Regions from separate parts of the Homo sapiens genome. Here regions 1 and 3 are each linked to region 2. The links are chromatin contacts, found by Hi-C or POLR2A ChIA-PET in ENCODE. All regions are on one chromosome and are shown on one strand. Each heading gives the region's core, a stretch centred on a gene start or an enhancer-like site at or near the end of the contact. The rest is flanking DNA. Distances are from core to core; before and after follow the strand shown.

Region 1 (2,700 bases), core at 18-2,517, 390 kb before region 2:
TGTAATAAATTCATCCACTCCAAGTATTGTGTTGTATTTACTCACCAGGCAGAGCAGGAAAAAAAATGTTTTTGTCATTAATAACCAAAGTATCGTAAGAAAACATTAATTTCACTTAAAAAAAAAAGACATGGAAACTGTAGGCTACCATTACGGATGCCCTTATGATATAGCTTATAAATACAATATTCTATTAAGAATGTAATTGCTAGAGACATTGCTCCATGAAAGATGTGAGGTTGTTTACAAGAAAAAAATGTCATGTCCTCGTTCGAGAGTTGTTTTGGATGACTACTTATCAGGGTTTAAAAATATAAAGGCAAATAAAGATTGGTCTTTCTACTTGAGGTCAGTAGTTCACTGATTTTTGTCAAGAAAAAGAGTTTATTAGATTTCCTTTTACACTATCAGACAGCTTCTCATTTTTTATGTGATAGACTATGTAATTGTTTTTCACAGTGGTATGTTATCTATCTCTGTATATACACACATACACATACACATATATATTTACCCTCTGACACTGCATTTACTGTGGAAGTGTACCAAAAATCTATTTAAGATGCAAACATCAAAGAGGAAGGGGAAAAGGAGTCCTATTGCCACTCTGTGTAGATATCTGTGAAAGTCGCCTAAAGACCAATTGATCAAATACAAAAATCATCACAACTGCTAAAGGCTGCCAACATAATCATTTAAAGCAATGCAAAAGTAGATGCTGAAAAACGTGGGTTACCAAAGCATTCTTTACCTCTGGCTCCCCACTCTGTGCTGTATCATATTCTTGCAAGTCTCATTGGGATGCTTGGTAAACACACTTCACCTTTCTTTCTTCAGTTTCAGGGTAGAAAGGGTCCCTTTAACTCCTGAAGACAGTAAATCACAGTCTGTGTGGTGGTTCTCAGAAGACACTTAAAGGACTGAACTGGATGCTCTACATAGCACCCTTGCCAAAAGGGTTCGGAAATGACTTCCAGCTTCCCACAGTAATAAAATGGCACTGTTTGGCATCTTCGAGGTAATAAAAGTGAATTTTTTCCATTCTAGTAAATGAGAAGAGAGGCCTGGTTGTTTTAAAAACTGATTTAAATTCGTGTGTTTTCCTCACATTATAGAGCGTGATATGAGCACACTTAGGTGAACTTCAGACCATCTCAGAACATTACTATCAGCAGCTCTCTGGGGCAGAACAGGATGTGCTGGTGGGTGGTGCAAGGGAGGCTGGAAGGATGGCCAGGTGCCCTGGACACTGCCGCCGTGATACGATAGGTGGCGCTCTCCCCTCTGAGTCCATGTGAACGATCTCCGAACGTGCTCTTTGGAGGATATTACTTTGCTTGAAGGAAATGTCTTGGACGTTCATCAGTGTTTCTGGCACTGTTTAACAGCTGCTGAGTCTCATAGCAGACTCTGGCTGTATTTTGGTGATGGGAAAAGCTTTAGAAAACAGATTTCCTGTCTTTAAGGAGGAGGCTTATGTTAGGCATTATTGTCATTTGTATACAAGACTTTTTATAATTCGATTTCACTCTCCTCCCAGTTGCAAAGGAAAATCTTTTGTCATTCCTGTTTGACTCATAGGGTCTAGGAAGAAGTTTGATCATCTTCCGTTTCCCATCTGGTTATTCATAAGACACCTGCATCTCTGTGATTTCTCCTAGACTACACAATGCTACCAACTGACAACAGACGTTGTGTAAAGAAAGGCCACCTTTCAGAAAAGGAACCTGAACATTAAAAGCTTGTCAACCAAACACAAGGGATATAGCTTTTATTCCTTATTTCAACTGCACCAGAAGTGGAAATTATAACTCTTTTAAGCAGAAAAGACAAGATTGACACTTTTTACATAGAATCCAACCCACATTTGTCTTTGTTTATATGTTGCAATTAAAAGGCTATTATAAACAAATTAGTAGTATCACGGAAGAATTTTGAATGACTTGCTGATGTCAACTACTGCCAAATACCCTTATCTACTCACCACATTCTTAATTAAGAAACACCAGTGTGTGTGTGTCTTTGTTAAAATTACTCAATAGTGGCCTCAGTAGTTACAGACTAGTCCATTAATTTATTAAAGAAGTTCAAAAGATTATTACAAAAGAAGCAGGATGTAGACACACCCAGTTTAATAATAGTGGGGAAGAGAGGGGTCCCTAAAAAAAGATACGATAAGAGGAAAGGGAGATACCACTGCAGTTCATAATGATGGTTGGTAAAGAGTTGAGTACATGCTTTTAAGTTTGGACAGCTCGGTTCAACAAAGTAAGAATTAGCTGTAAATGCTAATGTCTTTGGCTTACAAATACTCCCTGCGAGTATGACCCAAATCAGAGCATCTGACTTCAGTGGGTGACCATCTGCGATAAAAAGGAGAATGTTTCCTTCTGGGCTAGTCCTGAAATACTAATAGAGGCAGCATTCCTGCACATACTAGGAAATCAATAAACACCTGCTGAATGGATGAATACATGAATAAACATTTGAAGAACAGTATCTCCTTTTCCTTTTTTTTTTTTTTTGAGACGGAGTCTTGCTCTGTCGCCCAGGCTGGAGTACAGTGGTGCGATCTCAGCTCACTGCAAGCTCGGCCTCCCGGGTTCATGCCATTCTCCTGCCTCAGCCTCCCGAGTAGCTGGGACTACAGGCGCCCGCCACCATGCCAGGCTAATTTTTTGTATTTTTAGTAGAGACCTT
Region 2 (2,784 bases), core at 93-2,592:
GGATCTTCATGTATTTTGAACAATCTGCTGTTGACATATTAATAACATTGTTTGGAATGATTCCTGAAGTATGATGCTTGCAACATTCCTGCAGCACCAAAAAGTACCTATTGTTTCTGAAAGCAAAGCAGCTTAAGTTTTATCCTACTTTCTAGGTTTTAAATATTGGAGAATCATTTTTTTCTTGAAAAAAAGGTAAATATGCTTATTTAATTGATGGCTGCATTCATTAGTAGAATCAGTGGTTTACAAATACATCTGAAAACATAGCTGCTTCCAGCTCAGAAATTTTGCAATAAAAAAAAAATCCATGTTTGAATTTTGTGGCATGCACAGGACACTTAACTGGCTTTTAAACGTTTTTCCAGCGTGATTCGCCCTGTCCTGCTCTGTTCCTTTCAGCTTAGGTCCATCGTAGGCTCTGCCTGGCTGTTTGCTGACATTGCCAACCGAGAGGGGCAAGGAAGTGTGTTCAGAGGACAAGAGCAAAGGCAGTTTCAATGTAAGGAAATGAGGGAAACAGACCTAACAGCTCTGTGACTATACTTGAGAGTAAAGAGCCTTGTAGTCTCCTTTCCTTCCTTTGCTTATCCTGGTGAGTTTAATCAAAAACAAACAAAACGCTCTTGTGAAATATAGTCAATAAAGTCAAAGTTTAGCTGGCTCTACGTAACTACAAAGAAAAAAATCATCGCAATTTAAAAAAATGTAACTTTCATTAACGAGCGCGCCGGAAATCTCAGGTATCAAAGACGCATTAACCCTGGAGCGTCCCCCGCGCGCCGCAGCCGGACGGAGGCAGCCGCGGCGAACAGACGTTCTTTCTCCTCCATGCAGTTACACAAAAGGAGGGCTACGGAAACTAAAAGTTTCGGGGCCTCTGGCTCGGTGCGTGGAGAAAAGAGAAAACCTGGAGACGGGGTGGGTGAAAGACGCATCCCGGGCGCCTCTCCGAAGTCCAGGCCGGGAGCAAGCTCCTGGGCCTAGAGGGGAGGGGGCCCCGAGCCGCTGGTCATCCCCCTGCGCTCAGCCTCGGAGCGCCGCGCTTCGCGGCGCTCTCCCAAATACTCTTCACCCACTCCAGAAATAAAATAAATGTTTTTAAAGTGCATGTGTGTGGACAGGATGGAGAGCGCGCGCCGGCGGAGCGCGCGGAGGACCCAGCGCGCAGTGAGTGGAGTTTGGGGGTGGGCTAGGGGTTAGCGGTTGAATGGGTGTGTTAATGGGGGGAGCTGGAGGCAGAGCTCGGGGACCTGGGGGTAGGGGGAGCGCGAACCGACTGGGAGGGGAGAGAAGGGGAGGGGCGCGAGCTGGCGCAGGCCGCCTCCGGGGCGCGTTCCACGGCCGTGCGCGCGCGTCCCTCGCCGCCACCGCCGCCCGGACAGCCCTGCGGCCGCCCCGCCGGCGGAGCCGGGGCCGGCCTGGTCCTCGGGCGGCTGCTTGGCCACCGCCACCGCCGTCCGAAGGGCTCGAGCCCGTAAGTATCCCCTTTCGCTCCTCCTCCCCGCCGCTTGGGCGCACAGCCGCAGCAGCTGCTCAAATGGAGTGGAAAACGGCCATTGGGCGACAATGAGTTATAGATTATCTGCTCCACGTTTTGTACTTAGCTGCCTGTAATCTTCTTTTGAGTTTGCCCGAGCCCCTTGCTGGAAAACTCAGGAGGGAGAGATTTGTCCTTTGACGCTGTACACGCTAGTATGTTTATATGATTAGCCCAACTGGCGGGGAGGGCGGATTTGGGGGAAGGAGGAGGAGGAGGCTGGAGGTGACTCCAGTTCAGACCTCGCGGAGAGTCTGTGTCAGGACTTCGCATTCCCCCGTCTCTCTCTCTCTCCCTCTCGCTCCCTCTCACTCTCTCTCCGCTCACACACACGCAGAGGTGCTGGGGCGAAATCGGGAGCTTACCAGAGAATTCCTTGGGATTGTTGGGGGGCATCTCCCCTCCGCTGCTGTGTGTGGCGTGGCTCTTCCCGGCTACTCCTTGCTTCCCCGAGCCCGAGTCTGCGCCGCCAGCCTTCCTTGGGGCAGCGGCCACCGCTCAGCCCCGGCCGGGAGATCCGAAATGTGAGGAGGGGTCGCCGCCGCCTCCCGCCCCAGGCCGCAGGGTCGGCGCGAGGGATGCTATTCCGGCCGGGCGCTCGGGGGGCTGAGGGGCTTCGCCTGACAAACTGAGTTGGCCTCGCGCCCCCGGCGCCCTCCCGCCCGTCGCTTCGAAGGGACTCCCAAGTCTGCGCACCTCTGTCAGGCTTTTGCTTCCACCACCCCTTTCGCTCTGATTCCCGATTTTTTTTTCCTAAGGGAGCGTGCGGTCTGGGGGTGTGTGCGTGTGTGTGAAAGACCTCTCTCGAAGAGCGGCGTGTGGGAAACTGCGGGAAAATGTTGACTTAACCCCAGGAGCCGCCCGGCGCTGGCTGCTCGGCTGGAGGCGGCGGCGGCCGAGCAGGAGGACGCGCCGAGCTGCGGCGCCGTGTCCGGCCGGGGAGCTGCGGCGCTGCCTCCCGCGCGGACTCGGCGGCCGAGGACCCGCTCGCGGCCGGCCTCGGCCCTCTCCGGCCGGGGTAGCCGCTGCCCTCCGCGCCTGTCCCCGCGCGGCCCCCACGCCAGACGGCCCTCCCTCGGGGCGCGCTCGCAGACGGAGGTAAGAGCCGCAGGAGCGAACAATGTGCCTCTGTGCCCAGCTTCGGAGACCTGTTTGCTTTGCGCCTCCAGTCCGGGGGTGGATGCTGGAGGCGCAGGGAGCCGCGGGTTAATGGGGCTCGGCTGTTGCTGTTCGGCTGGCCCAGG
Region 3 (2,700 bases), core at 38-2,537, 420 kb after region 2:
AGAAGTATGTTATCCTCTCATCACAAATCTAAACACGACTATTCAAAACTGGCTTTTTGCTAAACAAGAGGCAGTAACAATCAGGACATCCTGTTAAAACAGACACATCCCAAATGATAGGACAGAAATAAGAATGAAATGCCTTCTATGAATCTACTCTGGTGAATGTAATTTCAGTAACCAAAAGGGTTACAAAGTGAAAAATATTCAGGGGAAGCTTTGTTAAAGGAAGTAGTAATGGGATATGGGAGCATGTTATTCTCAGTTTGTGGGCATGAACCCAGACTTAATTACTGGTAACCAAAAATCTATTACATTTGGAAATTTTAGAAGCTCTGATGGAATAATTTAGGATGGAATGCTTCTGTTTAGTGGATCACTGTGCACTGACACTTTTATTTTTTAAATGATTTTTTCATGTGCATATGTTTTCTTTTTTTCTTTTTTTGAGATGGCGTCCCACTCACTCTGTCACTCAGGTTGGAGGGCAGTGGCGAACTCTCGGCTCACTGCAACAACCTCCACCTCCAGGGTCCAAGCAATTCTCCTGCCTCAGCCTCTCCCGTAGTTGGGATTACAGGTACGTGCCACAAAGACCAGCTAATTTTTGTATTTTTAGTAGAGGCAGGTTTCACCATTTTGGCCAGGCTGGTCTGGAACTCCTGACCTCAAGCGATCTACCTGCCTCAGCCTCCAAAAGTGCTGGGATTACAGGCAAGAGCCACCATGCCCAGTCTCATGTGTATATATTTTCTTTGGACTCCTTTTACTTTTTGCTGAACAGGTACTTCTCATGACTTCATCTTCTTAAGATGTTTCATGCTAAAGATAATCTGTTTGCAGTCCATTGAAACTTCACTTTAAGACTATTTGCCTCTGAAAATACTTTCATAATTAAAGCAAATCCTTTTGGATCCCACCCAAGAGAATTTAATTTCTGAGATAGCAATTTACTTCTTATTCCACTGCAGTCTTATCTGAAAAAGGTCCCCAAGTCTTGGGACTCTGAAGACAGCTTTGTGAAAAACTGCCACTGAATTCTCATAGTGTTCTAGAAAGACTGTGTGGCACAAGATAGAGCTCATTTTGGTTCTTTGCTATCCCTGGGCCATCCCACAAAATATTTATTGTTATGTGGGCAAAGGGTGTATTCTGTCAAAGGAGAGGTCAGAAAGAGAACTGGGAGAAAATTAAGGCAAGGCCAAGATGAGAGCTGTTGGCACTGGCTTTGCCACACCATCCACAATGCACACTTTCTGTTTTAGTTGGAGGGCATTGAGCAGTCTCTACTATATTAATGGCTCTGGGCCAAGTAAAGAAGGAAATGAGTCAAAATTATATGAGGCAATACGTTGGAGAAGTAATGTGTGTATTTCCAGGCCCAGCTGATTCTGAAAAATCACCACTGAAATTGGTGGTTTTACTGGTAATGTTCTAAAATAGACCAAGAGTGATAGGGCCACAGAGGCTCAACTTTATTGATCTCTAGAAATAGAGCATCTGGATTAAGCTTAAGGCATACTAGTGGAATTTGGGGAAGTTTTTAACACCTTAAATGACACTGCCTCTGCTGCACCTGTTCATTGGTGAAATAGAGGACTTCATTTAGGAAAACAAGCACCTTCCACGAGCACTCAATTTGCTTGTTTGAAAAAGTAATTGGAGAAAAACAAAGAGATTCTTGTTCAGTCTGAAATTCAGAAGAAACTCTTGCCAACTTTATGAATAATGAGAGTTCCCCTTTCCATGTCGAAATTACTGGCCCTGTTGCTGATATCCATAAATTAAGCAGTTGGGTTGTTGGTTTTTTTGTTTTTCCTTTTTGCAATTAAGCATGCAGTGCTCACAATGCACAATAGGTCCCCTAGAAGTGTGTCTAATCTTTCTACTCCTGTTTAAAAAAAAAAAAAACCTGGATACAGGATCTTAAACAAAGAGTCAGTTGCAGTACATCTGTACAGAGCTGGAGAGTTGAGTCCCAAGAGGATTTACATTGGGAAAATCCCCAAAGCAATAGAAGAGACAAGCACAAACATGTCCACACTCCAAATAGTGAGGCAGAAACTGCTCCCAGGCCAACATGTTGTTTCAAAGGACTGGAAGGCTTTTGTTTAGTAAAACATAATTCAAATAGCGGTGTTCACCATATAACAGTTTGCTGATAATGATTATTTCAATAAAGAGTGAATGTGTAAAGTTATTTTCTAATGTAATATGCCAATTTAAAATGCCCACACGGCACATGTATACATATGTAACAAACCTGCATGTTGTGCATATGTACCCTAGAACTTAGAGTATAATAAAAAATATATATAAAAAAATAAAATGCCCACATTCTTGCTATCGTGGTGTCATGATTTGAAGATAAGATCAAGCAGTAGAAAGTTGACGTCCCCCTCCAGTGAACTCTCAAAATAGACCTTTAACCGAAGCTGTGAGACTCTGGCTCCTTTCTGATAATGACAGACCTTAATCACCGTAGTAGTTTTAAAAATTTTAGGGTAGCAAGCACCACCAATATCTTTGTTCAGGTCTAACTACTTATTTAGAAGAGAAGTTTTCTGCAGTCGGAGTCATTCACCCTGGGAGTTGTGGCACTCTTTGGTTCACCTTCACCCCAGCATGACAGAGCAGGCGGCAACCTGGAACATTCACTGGGGGATGGAGTTTGGCTGTGTTTATAAGCAACACCTGTGT

The links. Hi-C counts contacts between places; a loop is a spot of excess contacts on that map. ChIA-PET counts read pairs that join two places held with the same protein, here RNA polymerase II (POLR2A). Pooled maps may share reads with other maps.
Region 1: a loop to region 2 is called in a map of heart right ventricle, with 9 times the contacts of the local background. The contact joins the enhancer-like site here to the promoter of ADGRL2 in region 2. A Hi-C loop is called at or near these places in 17 of 168 maps with a recorded cell type or tissue (GM12878, Right ventricle myocardium inferior, cardiac septum and 4 more), 2 of 37 single-sample maps with no recorded cell type and 21 of 50 pooled maps. POLR2A ChIA-PET finds 5 or more read pairs at or near these places in 1 of 52 experiments (SK-N-SH).
Region 3: a loop to region 2 is called in a map of ascending aorta, with 7 times the contacts of the local background. The contact joins the enhancer-like site here to the promoter of ADGRL2 in region 2. A Hi-C loop is called at or near these places in 5 of 168 maps with a recorded cell type or tissue (aorta, ascending aorta, chondrocyte and 2 more) and 7 of 50 pooled maps.

What each region holds. Positions count from the first base shown.
Region 1 is chr1:81,413,334-81,416,033 of GRCh38, forward strand. It overlaps a transcript of ADGRL2 not described here. Among named protein-coding and RNA genes, the nearest start is that of ADGRL2, 390 kb to the right of the region's middle. RefSeq lists an enhancer at 1,151-1,445. Within about 2 kb of position 1,268, at least 4 of the 41 ENCODE cell types and tissues checked have a DNase peak (open chromatin) inside an H3K27ac peak, as active enhancers do; they include heart right ventricle, where a contact is called at or near this core.
Region 2 is chr1:81,799,592-81,802,375 of GRCh38, forward strand. ADGRL2 (adhesion G protein-coupled receptor L2) reads left to right here and starts at 1,343. Exons shown (of 24, transcript NM_001366006.2): 1 at 1,343-1,477.
Region 3 is chr1:82,224,309-82,227,008 of GRCh38, forward strand. No RefSeq gene overlaps it. Among named protein-coding and RNA genes, the nearest start is that of ADGRL2, 420 kb to the left of the region's middle. Within about 2 kb of position 1,288, at least 4 of the 41 ENCODE cell types and tissues checked have a DNase peak (open chromatin) inside an H3K27ac peak, as active enhancers do; they include ascending aorta and mammary epithelial cell, where a contact is called at or near this core.